Linked DNA regions of Homo sapiens: region 2 is linked to region 1. Evidence: chromatin contacts called from ENCODE Hi-C data. All regions are on one chromosome and are shown on one strand. The core of a region is the stretch at or near the end of the contact, and the rest is flanking DNA. Distances in the headings are between cores, read along the strand shown. Region 1 holds the start of UVRAG (UV radiation resistance associated). Region 2 holds the start of LRRC32 (leucine rich repeat containing 32).

Region 1 (7,080 bases), core at 3,127-5,626:
TCACCTGAGGCCAGGAGTTCAAGACCAGCCTGCCAACATGGTGAAACCCCATCTCTACCAAAAATACAAAAATTAGCTGGGCATGGTGGCACAGCCTGTGATCCCAGCTATGCGGAAGGCTGAGGTGGGAGGATTGCTTGAACCCGGGAGGGGCAGGTTGCAGTGAGAGGAGATTGCACCACTGCATTCCAGCCTGGGTGACCAGAGTAAAACTGTCTCAAAAATCAAAAACAAAACAAAAAAAAAGTGTAAAAAAAATGTGTCACTAGTTCTTGCTCAAATTACAGTAAAGTAAGATCACATAGAAGCAAAAGGAGACAAAATTAAGTAGTAGTCCCATCTGACACAGTCAAGGGGCTGATATGGACTATAGTTAGTACTCATACATGGAAAAGTTCAGGTGTTTGCAGTGTTAACTTTTTAAACATTACAGCCACTTCTAGAATCAACAGGACTTAATGAAGATTGAAATAAATGAGTCAATAATAACAAGGATACTCTCTATCCTAAAATGAAAATACACCTTAGTAAGGTGGTTCTCAACTAGGGGTAATTTTGCCCCCTAAGAAACATTTGGCCATGTCTGAACTCATTTTTGATTGTCAGGACTGGGGAGGTGCTGCTGATATCTTGGGATGTGGCTAAACATGTAACAGCCCATCTTCACTCCAAAATGTCAACAGTCCCAAGGTTGACAAACCCCATCTTAGAAGAAGGTTGGGAGCCACTGAATCTATGTTTTGAGATAACTTGATCATAAAAATCCTAAACCAACCGGGCTTGTTTATTTGTTTAGAAATATTGATACCAGCCGGGCGCAATGGCTCACACTTGTAATTCTAGCACTTTGGGAGGCCGAGGTGGGAGGATCACAAGGACAGGGGTTCCAGACCAGCCTGGCCAACACAATGAAACCCCGTCTCTACTAAAAATACAAAAATTAGCTGGGCGTGGTGGCAGGTGCTTGTAATCCCAGCTATTTGGGAGGGTGAGGCAGGAGAATCGCTTGAACCCAGGAGGCAGAGGTTGCAATAAGCCAAGATCGCGCCACTGCACTCCAGCCTGGGCAACAGAGCTAGACTCCATCTCAAAAAAAAAAAAAAATTGATACCTTGCCAACTAGTACGGGATGTATTAAAATGTATGGTTTTGAAAGTATTATTTAAAGGAAAGTTAACAACTGACATTCCAATTTATCTAAATATTTGAAATTTTGTAAAAGCAAAAAAAGGCAACAAAGTAATACTTAAAAAAAAAACATTAGACATACACAGATACTCCATGACTCTCACAAACAATACTGAGTAAAAGAAACCAGACACAAAAAAATACATTTTGCACAACTCCATTTATATAAAGCTCAAGAACAGGCAAAAACTGATCTTTTACATTAGAAATCAGAAAAGTGGTTCCTTTAGAGAAAAAGGAAAAACAGAGATGGAAGAGAACATAGGAGGACTTCCAGGATGTTAATAATTTTGGGGTTTTTGGGGGGTTTTTTGTTTGTTTGTTTGTTTGTTTGTTTTTAGATAGAGTCTCACTCTGTCACCCAGGCTGGAGTGCAGTGGCGCAATCTCGGCTTACTGCAACCTGCGCCTCCCAGGTTCAAGCAATTCTCTTGCCTCAGCCTCCCAAGTAGCTGGGATTACAAATGTGCGCCACCACATCTGGCTTTTTTTTTTTTTTTCTTTTTTTTGTACTTTTAGTAGAGACAGGGTTTCAGCATGTTGGCCAGGCTGGTCTTGAACTTCTGGCCTCAAGTGATCCCCCCACCTCAGCCTCCAAAAGTGCTAGGATTACAGGTGTGAGCCACTGCGCCCAGCCAAAATTTTGTATCTCTTAATCTGGGTAGTACTTACATAACTGTTCCCTTGGTGACAATTCATCCACTGAATACTGATAATCTGTGTACTTTACTATATACAGATAAAACTTCAACAAAATTTTATTGATATTATTTATACACTAAAAATCTGAGCATTTTGACCCCAAAAGATAAATTGATGTCAACTGCAAAAGTAAAAGTGCTTTGTTATATAGGCTGCCTTCCAAGAATTCAAGGTTGACACCCCCAGAAAGATGTAAATAGCATACTCGGCACTCATATAGCATTCAGCTGTACACTTAAGCCACTATATATCCCTCGGCACCAATCCAAAAATTTCACAAACACTAACAAATGAGGCTGAAATTATTCCATCAACAGTTTGTTTGCATTAGTTTTCCCAGTGTTAAACTGTGAACTGTTATCAGAGAATAGGCTCCATGAAGTAAATGATGCTTTCTCTTTCCTAATCCCACACACTCTCGAAGCTCCCCCAAACTAAAACCTTCTTGGCCCCTGAACTCCTTAGGACTTCTCCAGGGTGTTTCTAACGGTGCTCCCTATTCCCTCTCCCAGTAACCACTCTCACACTCTACCTCCCACACATACAAAAACTCACATTAATGCTCACTCCAGAGACGTGTCTCCCTCCCTAGCCAGACTTCTACCCTCTCCCTGTATCTCACAACACAATCCAAACCCCCACTACCCTCAAACTCCCACTATTCAGAAATTCCCTGCCAACAGCATCACAAAACCAGGGCACATGGTATCTTTTCAATCCTCTTCGGTAGTAGTCACACAAAAAGCCGTTGCTACTGTAAGCTCTTCTGCCTGCCTATTCAAAGGCAACCACAGTGGTTATTATCTCCAACTCTTCTCTTCCCTTTAGCCCCCGCCTCCTTTACTGCACTCAAATCCATTTCACTTTTCAACCACTCTCTCCCCTACAACCTCTCCCTTCCTCTTTCTGAATCCTTCCTAAGTCCCACTGGTAGCTGATGGAAAGTTGGAGGGGTGTATGAAAGAACTCACTCTGTCCTGTGTAAAGGTGGTGGAGGAAGGCTGCCCAAGTCTCAAGCACGTGCATGGCTGCAGAGTCAGACACTGGATTCTGCAACCCAGCCCCACCACTTACTAACTGGAAGGCTCTGGACAAGCCTCAGTTTCCTCAACTGCCAAATGGGGGTAATAAAAACAGCTATCTCACAGAGTTGTGAAAATTCAGTGAACTAATGGCCACTGAGCCCTTTGCACAAATCCAACACGGTAAGTTCTCAGTAAATGACAGTTTCTCTAGATCCTCTTCTTGGCAGGAGGAATAAAGGGAGAGGGTGAAAGGTATTCTTTAGGTCTCTTTAATGCTAAGATTCCTGCAAAATCTCCCCTTGGGGGACAGAAGGAAGGCAACCGATATAAGGAGGGAAGTACTCTACAGATATGTGAGTGAAACAAAGAGTTTTGTCACATCTCCAAAGTCAGTGTTTCCCCCTTCTTATCTTCCTACAACGCAGAGCCAAGAAGTCCTCAAAGCCCTTCCTAAAGGATGGAGGAACACATGAATATATACATCAAATCCTCCTTCCACAGAGACTCACTGAAGGGAATGAAGAAGGAAAAAGTCCTCCTAATTATTAAGATGCGTTCCTTGGGACTCGGAGAATTAGGAAGGAAACCCCCAAGTCTTGAATACATTTCTCTAAAGAGGCCGAATACTTAATAATCAGGGGAGATTAAAGCAAATGGTAGACACCCTAAAGTCTCCTCCAGGGCTCTTGCACGAAGAGTACAAACTGGTTTCTCCGTAAGCGGGGATGGCCAGGTGGGGAAAGAAAGGAAAAGTGCTTTCACTATGGCCCGTGGGACACAGGGGGTTCCCCGGGTCCCTTCCTGGGCGGAACGAGGGAGAGGGTCTGCGCGGGGCAATCCCCGGCTCCCTGCGTTGGGGGAGGCGGCCTCGGGCCGGGGCCCCAGGGACTTGAGCTGGCTGGCTGCTTGTCCCTTAACAAGCCCATCTCCTGTAACGGGATTCTCCTAGGACTCCGGGATCTCCCGGAGGTTCGGCCATCACTGGACCCCTCCCCGCACAAACCTCCTGACAGTCTTCCTCAGTCCCGCGAGCCCTCCGGGTCCCTGCTCTGGGTGTCCCGGCTCGCGGGGTCAGCCCGGAGCCAGCAAGCTCTCCACGCGGGCCTGCCCGGGTCCCTCCCGAGTGCTGCGAGCCGCGCGGGCTTACCTGCTGAGACGGCAGCTCCACATGCAGGGCCCGCGCGGCAGAACCGGGAGGCAGAGCAGCGGCCGGGCCCGGGGGTGGCTGGGGGACGGGGCCCCCGACCGACGCGGAGGCGCTCATCTCGATCCAGGGGCCGCCAAGCGGCGGGGCGGGCACTCTTCCGGCATCCGCCGCCGCCCCCTTGCCACCACCTACCAAGCCCCTGCAGCCTAGAAACCCGCCACCCGAGAGGCACTACTGCTCAGCCCAGACAGTAGCCGCCGCCGCTGCCGCCGCTGCCGCCGTTGCCGCCGCTGGCTAAGGAAGAGCCATATTACCGCAGTGCAACCCCTCCACCCCGCTGAGACCCGGAGCGCTCATTGGCTTAGCCCTCAAGGGGGCGGGACCCAACGGCAGAAAAGGGGCGTGCTATTGGGTAGAAGGTCTGTCCATCGCTGGCATTACTGGACTTGGGGGCGGAGGGACTCAAGGATGGCCTCAATTGCGTCTGTCAAGCCGGGGTGAAACCTGGGGCGTTGCTTCTTTTTTTCCCAGTCTAATTGGTTCTTTTACTACCAACGGGCAGAGTCTCCTGGTGGAGGCGGAAGGGCCATTGCAAGAGGTCGCTGTCAATTGTCAGTAAAGGGAAAGAGGGGTGGGGTCTTGATTAGGTAGAGCGCGCTTCTGGGCTCCGGTGTCACGTGCAGGAGGCGGGAGAGTCACCTGATTAGGGAGAACCGGTCTTCTGAGCCACTTCCGCCCTCACTGGTTGCCGTGGTAACAGGCCTCCGGTGGAGGGCGGGGACCCTCGGAAGCCAGCTGGGTGGCGATCGCTTGTCTGCCTTGGCAGGCCCCTTGTGCAGTCTTTTCCCGGCGTGAGCGTGCAGGGATTGAAAAGGAATGCTTTATGGTTCAGCAGAGAGCCACCACGCAGGATGCACTGGGACCTGAGAACCGTCGGGCAGTCCCACGAGCTCTTTCATGACCAGCTCCAACCGACAAGTACACGCCCCTTCGCACTCCACTAGCTAGTAAGCTGAGCTACAAGGTGTGCCAGGCACCCAGGACGCCGATTCACCGCTTCAGGTGGGCTGTTTGTGCTGTGTCCCCAGAAAGCCTTTGCTACTTATCCATCAGTCTTAGCTGGGGCAGGAGTCCCTTCTTCCAAAAGGCTTCTCTGAGCCTCTCTGGGACCTTGAGTTAGGAATTTTGACCCTACCGTGGGTCTGGATTATTCTATTAATTTTTTTTAACAGTGCCTCATTCTTTCGCCCGGGCTGGAGTGCAGTGGCAAAATCACGGCTCATTGCAGCCTCGACCTCCTGGGCTCAAGTGATCCTCCCACCTCACCCTCCTAAGTAGCTGGGAATACAGGCACATGCCACCAGGCCCAGCTAATTTTAAAATTTTTTTGTAAAGATGGGGTTCTGGCCATATTTCCCAGACTAGTCTCAAACTCCCAGGCTCAAGCGATCCTCCAGTCTCGGGCTCCCAAAGTGTTGGGATTACAGGCATGAGCCACCAGGCCTGGCCACATTGTCTTTTAACACATGTAAGCAGCCACCCTCCTTCCCACACACACACAAAATACTGTGAATTCTTCAAGCAAAAGGACTTTGTCTGATTCATCTCTGGATCCCCAGTGCCTGACAGAGAATCAGGAAATTTTTTTTTTTTTTTTTTGCAGTGAAGGCCCAGCTCAAATGCCACCTCTTCCATGAAGACTTCCGTGATCCACAATGATAGCATCTCCAGCAATTGCTTCTATAATGAATAGCATGAGTCATTCTGCAGGATGTTGATCTTCCTTTTTTTACTCCTAGACTGAATTTTTCCACCACCTGGATGAACATAGCAGAAAGAACATAGTGTTTTAGAGTCAGACACAATAGGAATCAGGCACTTTGGAATCTTGGCTCTACCACCTTTGAGCTATGTATCCCAAGGCAAGTCACTTCCCCTCTCTCAGCTTTAAAATAGTAATAGGATTGCTGTAGGGATTAAAGTAAATCAACATATGTAAAGTGCCCACACAGGACCTGGCATATAGTAGTTGCATTTTAAATTTTTTAAACAAAATGTAAGCATACTATCTTTCCAGGGTGTTCAGAAGCCTGAAAAACACCTTGGATCTTTTCTCAGAGCTGGATCACAAAGATGTCACACTGTCTCCTGTTCTGACACACTGAGTGGTTCCTCATGGCTGGAGCCTGGGGCGTGTGGTCAGGTGTTTGTTGAGAAAGGAGTCGCTTGATCAGGTGTTTGTTGAGAAAGGAGTCACTGGGAAATCCCAAATATTATCTGATTGAACTCATGTGGTGCCAAGATCTGGGGGAATTTCACAGAAAACACATTTCTGTTTCTAAGCTGTATTAGTTTTCTGAGGCTGCCATAACACATTATCACAATTCTTGCTTGAGCCCAAGAATTTGGGACCAGCCTGGGCAACATGGCAAAACCTTGTCTCTACAAAAATACAAAAATTAGCCCAGCATGTCGTTTTCACCTATAGTCCCAGCTACTGAGGAGGCTGAGGTGGGAGGATTACCTGAGCCTGGGGAGGTTGAGGCTGCAGTGAGTCAAGATCATGCCACTGTACTCCAGCTTGGGCAACAGACTGAGACCCCATATCAAAAACAAACGAAGAGTGATCATCCAGTTACTCACTGCTGGGTCTGAGGGAAGCCCAAAGGCAGTGGGAGCCAGAGAAAATAGTTGAGAGTCAGATTTCACAGTGGAGGTGACATTGAAACAGGGTATTGAAGGGCCAATAAGAGTTCACCAAGTCAGGAGAGAGGGAGGAAAGGACATTCCAGCAGAGAGCAGGATCTATTCTTTCCACAAGCCTTTACTGAGGTTCACCTTTGCACAGGCTAGCTACTGGGTTCTGGAAATGCAGAGCTCAAGTAAACAACCCTTCTCCCACTTTTCCCAAATGCCGAAAACATTAGGAGAACTAGGACTCTCATCCCTAGGGGCATTGGGAAGAACTCAAAAGCCTGCTGCTTGCAAAGTATTCAAGATGATGTAAAGCATTTAACAC
Region 2 (7,080 bases), core at 1,199-3,698, 860 kb before region 1:
CTGGGAGCTCCAAAAAAGTAGGCATTGGGCATTTTTATTCAGCAACTGTCCTGGGCCCACCAGAGGAGAGAGGTCATGTTTACTGAGCAAAGGCCCCCGCGACCAGGAACTTCACACGTGTCATTACAGGCCATCCTCATACACCCGGTACTGTAATTAGTTTCACTTTGCAGGTCAGCAAACCAAGGTCAGGAAGGCTGAGCAACCTGCCAAAAGTCACACAACAACATGACTGCCAAAGAAGTGAAGAGATGAAGGAAGGGGCGCTGAGCCTGTGGGCTTCCCGGCTTTTAGCCCCTGGTCCCCAGAGGCATCTGCAGCAGGTGGGCACGCTTGGTTGCCCATCTGCCTCAAATGTGGGGGAGCCCCATCCGGGCACTGAGTAAGGTGGAACCCCACGAGCTGACTAACCACAACCACAGCCTCTGGGGGCGGGGGAGTGGGAGGTGGGGCACTCACCCCCAGCCCACCATAGCCCCAGCCCCGCCCTCCTGGGCCCTAGCAGAAGCTCTGCCATGGCCCAGTGATTTCTGCTTGGTAGCAGCTCCGGGAAGGGTGAGGCAGTGCTCAGCGAGCCTGGGTCTGGATGGCTGGGAGCTGGTCTGATACACAAGGCCAGGAACTGCCCGAATGATCCAGTCACTCTGCTCATACTGCAGGGCAGCTTCAAAGCACTTTCCTGAACATTTGGCCCCTTGGACAGGGACCTGGAAAAGGAAGCCCACAGGATATAGGAGTATCCACCAACTGCCACAATAAAGGCAGTGAGAAGTTGCCTAACAACCACTGGGTGCAGGCTCCAGCTGGATCCATTGCACTTAGTTCTAGCACCAACTCCAAGTAGTAGCTACTATCTTTCCCACTTTACAGATAGGGGCACTGAGGTTCCATTTGACCAAATGGAGCACTAGAGACCAGAGAGGGGGCTGGATGGACCAGCTAGGACCCTGTGGACATAGATCTGAGGCCTTGGGTGGCTGGGAGGGAAGGGAAAGAGGTTTGGATACCCTTCGCAGGCCCTGCTGAGAGATTCCTTACCTGCACCTCCTGCCCATCCCCTCACTGCAGCTCAGGCCTCCTCCTTAGGGAAGCCTTCCCTGATTTCCTCTTCTAAGACTAGGTCAGGCCCCTATGGCACCTGCTATCATGGCTTGTCCTCTCTGGGTTGACCCCATCTCCCCAGATCCATCTCCACAGTGGACTGAACAGGGGTAAGAAAAGGCAGTAACTGTAGAGACTTCAGGGAATCCCGCTTCTGAGCCCAGCCTTACCCTGATTTGCCACAAGGCCCTGGGTGGTCACTTTCATGCATGTAAAATGGGGCACCCTGCCCCACTCTCAGGGCTGGTGACGATCAGGGAAGAGAAACACTGTGGAAGAGGCCCCTTCTACACTTGGAACCAGGACCTGGAGGACAGCCAGGGCCCCTCTCTTCTAGGGACCCGCATACTAGAGTCCACAGGCAGCAAGGCAGGGTACCTGTGATTTGGTAGGGTCAAGGCATCTAGAAGAGAGGTGGCTTTGGGAAAGATCTGCTTCAACCTCCAATCTAAATGACAATACCGCCACCCCATATTTGCACAGTACTTTAAAAATTCGGGCAAGATAATGCCCAAACTGAATCAGACTTAGCTTTATGAACAGATTGGGCTCAAATCACTGATTCTTATTAGCTGTGTTGACTTTGGACACGCCATTTAACCTTTTCTGAGCCTCAGGTTCCCCAGCTATAAATAGGGACCTTACTAGTCTCAGACAATTGGTTTTCATGTGTACACACTGCCCCCACCCCTAGCCTCAGCTTCTCCATCCGAAAACAGGACTTTGATGGTGCCGTTTCACAGGCTGTTGAAGGGTCCCGCAGATGATGGAGGAGTACGGGTCCAGACACTAGAGCACAATCCGGAGAGGAAAAGTGACCTGCCAGGACCCACCAGAGTGGACGGCTTGGTGCGGGGAACCCCCTCCGCGGCCGCCCCAGGGCCAGCGAAGGGTCATTTCCTTCCGCATTCAGCCCCGCCGTCACCTCGCCTGTTTGCCCCCGCGTTAAGTGCGGCGGCGCCAGCAGCTGGGAAATCGGGGCCAGGCCGGATTTCCTCTGTGGACCTGCGGCTCCTAGAGCCACCGCGCCCCCCTCCGGACCCCGCGGGGCCGCGAACTGCACGTGCGGCGGCCGCTGGGATGGGCCTCGCTCCCACGGCGCTTCCTCTGCAACCCCTCTCCCTCCCGCCCTCTCATCCCCCCACACTGGGCCCCCGCCCCTTCCCGGCCGAGGTCCCAGGGTGGTGAAGATGCTTCGCCGCCCCACCCCACTCCGCCCCCGCCGGCTCCGGATAAACCGAGGCACGGGGCCAGGCGCTAGGACCCCACGGCCTCGCCAGAGGGGGGCGTGGCGGGGCGGGCCGGCGGGAGAGGTATTTAAATTGCAGCCGGAGCGCGGGGGCTCCGGTGGGGCAGCTGAGCGGCCTGCTCCTCCTCGGGCCGTGACCCCGGGGTCTGGCGCGGGGTGGGACCCGGGGGCGGGTTTGCGCAAAATGTGCCGAGACTGCCCGGGAGAGGAGCTGCGGCCGCGCTGAGCCAGGTAGGAGCCGCCGGGCAGGCGAGGCTGGCCGGCCCTCGGGGGGCGCACTGTCGCGCGCCTCTAGCGAGCGCAAGGCGGGGGCTGGTCCCAAGGGACGCCCCCCAAACACTCCCCTCCCGCCATCCCCACTGCGCGCGTGGAGCCGGGGCTGACCCTCCCTCGGTCCCTGGGAGTTCCCCAGCGCTCCTGTCTTGGCGGATCTTTCCCGCAAAGGGGTGAGGCCGGCCTTCCCATTTGACAGCTGGGAAAACAATGGCCTGAAGACCGTGACTTGCCCAGGAACACACAGCTAGGCAAGGGCAAACCGGAATTTGAATTCAGGTTTCCTGCAACGCTCCGATCCCAGCCAGGCGTGGGGCTGCCCATCCCACAGCACTAGATGGCCTGCCCATTTCTCGTAGTGGGGTAGGGGGCACCCACCGCTCTCCAAGGGGCTCTGAACCCAGCCTTCTTCATGGGTGGTAAGATGTGAGGGGCCCCCACCCCCACGCCGAGCTGCCTGAAATTCCGCCATCACAGCCACATTCCTTTGGGTTAAGGTCTAATTCCCCCGTGGGATGCACATGTCTCCAGAACGAGGCTTGCCCTTAGTGATTCACTGCTTGACAGGAACGTCCGCAGCAGCTCTCCCAGGACCCCACTCTGCCAGTAAGTCAGCTGAGGCCGAGAGGAGGGAGAGAGGACCTCAGAGGCCAGACTGTGAGCTAGTCTGCCCTGCTCCTGCGTGTGAGGGGTCGTTGGCAGGGCTTAGGGAAGGAGACCTTGATTTGGTATAGTGGGAACATTTGCTTTGGAGACAGATGAACTGGATTCTGATCGTGACCCTGCTATTTTCTCCTTGTGTGACTTTGGGTAAGTCACTTCTCTGAGCCTCCTTTTCTTCATGGGCAAAAAAAAGACAGTTCTATTGGGGGCAGTCGGCTCAGCATGTGCTGGAGAAAACACAGTATTCAGGTCATGTAGAACTGGATAAATCCCAGCTCCAAAGCCCTTATGAGCTGGGTAACTCTGGGGGTAAGTCACTTCACTTTCCGGAAACTGTTTTCTCATCCGTAAAATGGGAATTACAGTAATTTCCTCAATAGGTGATTGTGAGAATTAAATGAGATGATATAGGTCAAGTGCTTAGAAGACTAACATCCTTAAATGTAGGGGTGGGCTTATTGTGGTAGTAGTCATTGCCCCCCGTACCCCTGCTCTTTCTCTCTCACTCTCTCTCTCTCTCTCACACACACACACACACACACACACACACACACACACACACATTCTTTGGCACTTTTCTGAGTTGGACTCCTGAGAGTCCGACTCTCCTGCCTCCTCTTGCCCAGGCCACTTGTCTGCAGGCTTGGGGCCTCCCCACTGAGCACACCTCACCTGGGATGCTCAGCCCTGCGAGGGTCACTGTGTCAGCTGGGAAGGACAGTGAGGATGCAGGGCACCTTCGCCACCATTCTTTGCCTGATCATCACAATAGTTGGGGTTGGCCAGTGGCAGAACTGGAACCCAGCTGCCTACCCTGCAGACAGGACACTGGGGCACCAAGAAAGGAAGGGACTTACCTTAGGGAGCAGAGCTGGTGAGTGGTGGGCTTTGGATGCAAGCCTGGGTCTAAGTGACACCGTCCTCCTTTTTGAGAGAGAGTAGTCTTTAAATGCTACACCCTGTACTTGGGCACCACTGAGGAGGGCCCACAGCTGAGGGGCCCTTCCCGTCAGATGCCAGGACAGAGTGCCCATGTGCTGCAGGGACGATCCCTTCTGGATGTGCACAGGGCCACCTTGGGGATAGAGTGGGGTTTGGCAGAGGAAGGGGAAATAAGGGCCTAGGACCCTTCCTTGTCCTCACCTGGCACTCACCACTCAGTCCACTGCAGCTGAGCTTCTGCCCTGATTTTGCCACTTGTTCACTAGTCTTTAGTGAGTACCTACTTAGTAGGCCCCTGTTCCCACATGATAAGAAATAAATGATGAGGAAATGATAAATGTGGGAAAACAATGACATGTGTGAGGAGCTGAGGAAGAGCATTCAGGGAGAGGAAACTGCAGGAGCAAAGGCCCTGTGGCAGGAATGAATTTGCTGTGTTGAAGGAACAGCAGGAAAGCTGGAATGTGGTGAGGGAAGGGAAAATGGGCAAGAGTCAGAGAGGAGACTGTGGATAGCCTGGATTTTCTTGGAGATTTTCAAACAGAAGAGGTTTAGGATCTGACAGATGATTTTATATTATCACTCTGGCTGCTAGGTACAGGACAGATTATAAGAGGTCAGGGTGCTGTGGTCAAGGCCAGGATTGGGGTGGCGTCTCGGTCTGTGGCAGTGATAAGAGGGAAGTAGGAAGATCCGGGGTCTCTTTCAGGGAGAGCAGTCAGAGCCCACTGACGGCATGGATGGGTGAAGGGAACGTTGCAGAGAGGTGAAGGGAGAGCCAAGGAGAACTGCTCTCAGTAACGACCCCATGTCACCGAGACTCCTAGTGTCGGTTTTCTGTCCGCTGCTGACCTGTTGTGTGCTGTGAGATGCATCTTAAAGGATGGTGAGCCCCTCTCTAGGGGCACTTCCCATGGGAGGGGGTGGGGCCCAGTAGCCACGGAGGGCTTGGTGCTGTGCTCACTGGAAGCTCAGGGGCTCTGGGAGGACTGGAGGACATAGTCCAGACTTGGGGAACCAAAGAAGGCCTCTTGGCCCATCTAAGCTGGGACCCCAAGGATGAGGAGGTCTTTAGCAGAAGAGGAGAGGGGAGAAAGTGAAGGTTTGGGGCAGTGAAAATCTGCTCAGGGAACTGAAGGAAATATGAGGTGTCCAGAACCCAGAATGTGAGAGGGGACACCGGGGAAGCAGGCTGGAGAGCAGAGCTGGCCAGGCAGGGCATGCTCCCCAGTGGCCTGGAAGGCCCTGCCGGAGGGGTTTTCACTCAGTTCTGAATATGCTAACTTTCTAACGGGCGGTGGCGTTCTGCTTTTTAAACAGCAGAACAAAGTTTCCTGTGAAAGCACAACCTGTAATGCAGGTGAGAGCAGAGCAGCTGCAGGGGCAGCGCCTGTGGCCCTGAGGGGAGCCAGGGAATAGGGTTTACCGGGTCCGGCTGTGGTCTGTGCGCCTTCAAGAGAGATGGGATTCAGAGCAGCCATCTTCGTCCATAGCTCATCACTAGCGGGTTCCAACAGTCAAAGACACTGCCCTCAAATGCCCTGTGAATGCCTTTTCTCCTGCAGCATCCTTCAGAATCGCGGTTCAGCACTCACTGAGGGAGCACCCACTGTGGGAGGCCTGGGAGTGTGGATTTGAAGGGCACAGACCCAGGAGCCAGACTCACCTGGGCCGGTGGCTTGTTCACCGTGTGACCTCGGGCATAGTACCTAAGCTCTCTGAGACTTCTTTTTCCCTTCTGTAAAATGATGATGGAACCAAGTCATTGAATTTTTGTGAGGATGGAATGAGTTCATGCCTAGAAAGTGCTGAGGAGAGGGCCTACTGCATAATGGAGGCTCTGTAGGTGGCATCTCGTTTGATTCTCAACAAAAACTTGGCATGGCTGCCATTAACCTCAAATGAGGAGACTGAGGCTCAGAGAGGTGAAGCGACTTGTAAGATCACACAGCAGAAAGGTAGAGGAGACAAGAGGGAGCAGTCAGATGTGGGTGACTGTGCGCCTGGTGCTCTTGGAAGGCTTTCTGTGTCCCTCTTTAAGACTCTCTGTCTGTATCACCGTCACTGTCACTTCTTTTTCGTGTTCATTTGTTTTTTGAGTTCCCAGTTCCCAGCACAGAGCCAGACATGAGGAGGTATTCAGTAAAGGTGTGAATGAATGAATGAAATTCATGGGTGGATTTGTACATCCCTAGCACTTGGCTGATGTCCTTAGTGAGGGAGTGAGTGAGCCTCCAGCAGCACTGGGATTTAACCCTGCTAAGGGCCTGTGCGGTCCCCTTAGCCCCACCCCTGGCTGCTCTTAGAGGGAAGGGCTGGCCCAGGAGGCCGGAGTGTGGCTTCAGTGAAAGTACAGGGCCTGCCAGGCTGCTCCTGGGGAAGTCCGCAGAGCAGTGCCGGGGCAGCCAGGCCTCCTGTGGGACTTCCTGCCAAGGCCCGGGCCCAGCCCTTGAACAATGGCAAGGGCTCGAGAATCAGAGAATCAAAAGGAAAAGGGCAAAATAAAGGTGGGGGAGTGGGCAGAAAACGAGGAATTGCATGTGGGGACTGAAGAGCTGGTACGGAGGACTTGTGTGGCCTGGGTGGAAATGTAGTCAGAGGCCCACCCTCCAAACCCCCTCTACATCTCCATGCCCCCAGTCCCTGGCCCTGAGCATGGCCTAGGGTAACCCTTAGGGTCTGTCAGCCTTCTGTGCATCCCCTCCAGGCTGTCTTCCGCCAGGTGGGGTCTCTTGAAAACCCCCGTCTGACCAAGTCACCTGCCGCTTAAAACTCTTGCTTCCCCTGGGTAATGGGCGGCTCCTTGGCCTGGGTGAGAGGCCTACTATGATGGGCTGCAGGCCCATTTCCCA

What was found. Hi-C counts contacts between places; a loop is a spot of excess contacts on that map. Pooled maps may share reads with other maps.
Region 2: a pooled map shows a loop between it and region 1 (10-fold over the local background). The contact joins the promoter of LRRC32 here to the promoter of UVRAG in region 1. A Hi-C loop is called at or near these places in 4 of 37 single-sample maps with no recorded cell type and 5 of 50 pooled maps.

The regions. Positions count from the first base shown.
Region 1 is chr11:75,812,506-75,819,585 of GRCh38, reverse strand. It overlaps UVRAG (UV radiation resistance associated), which reads right to left and starts at 4,376. Exons shown (of 15, transcript NM_003369.4): 1 at 4,062-4,376. The coding sequence starts at 4,178. It overlaps UVRAG-DT (UVRAG divergent transcript), which reads left to right and starts at 4,789. Exons shown (of 2, transcript NR_144531.1): 1 at 4,789-5,123; 2 at 5,725-6,072. RefSeq lists a silencer at 4,053-4,252 and enhancers at 4,548-4,842, 4,713-5,142, 5,066-6,265.
Region 2 is chr11:76,666,115-76,673,194 of GRCh38, reverse strand. LRRC32 (leucine rich repeat containing 32) reads left to right here and starts at 2,448. Exons shown (of 3, transcript NM_001128922.2): 1 at 2,448-2,581. RefSeq lists silencers at 332-571, 2,304-2,503, 2,564-2,693 and enhancers at 6,253-6,312, 6,883-6,932.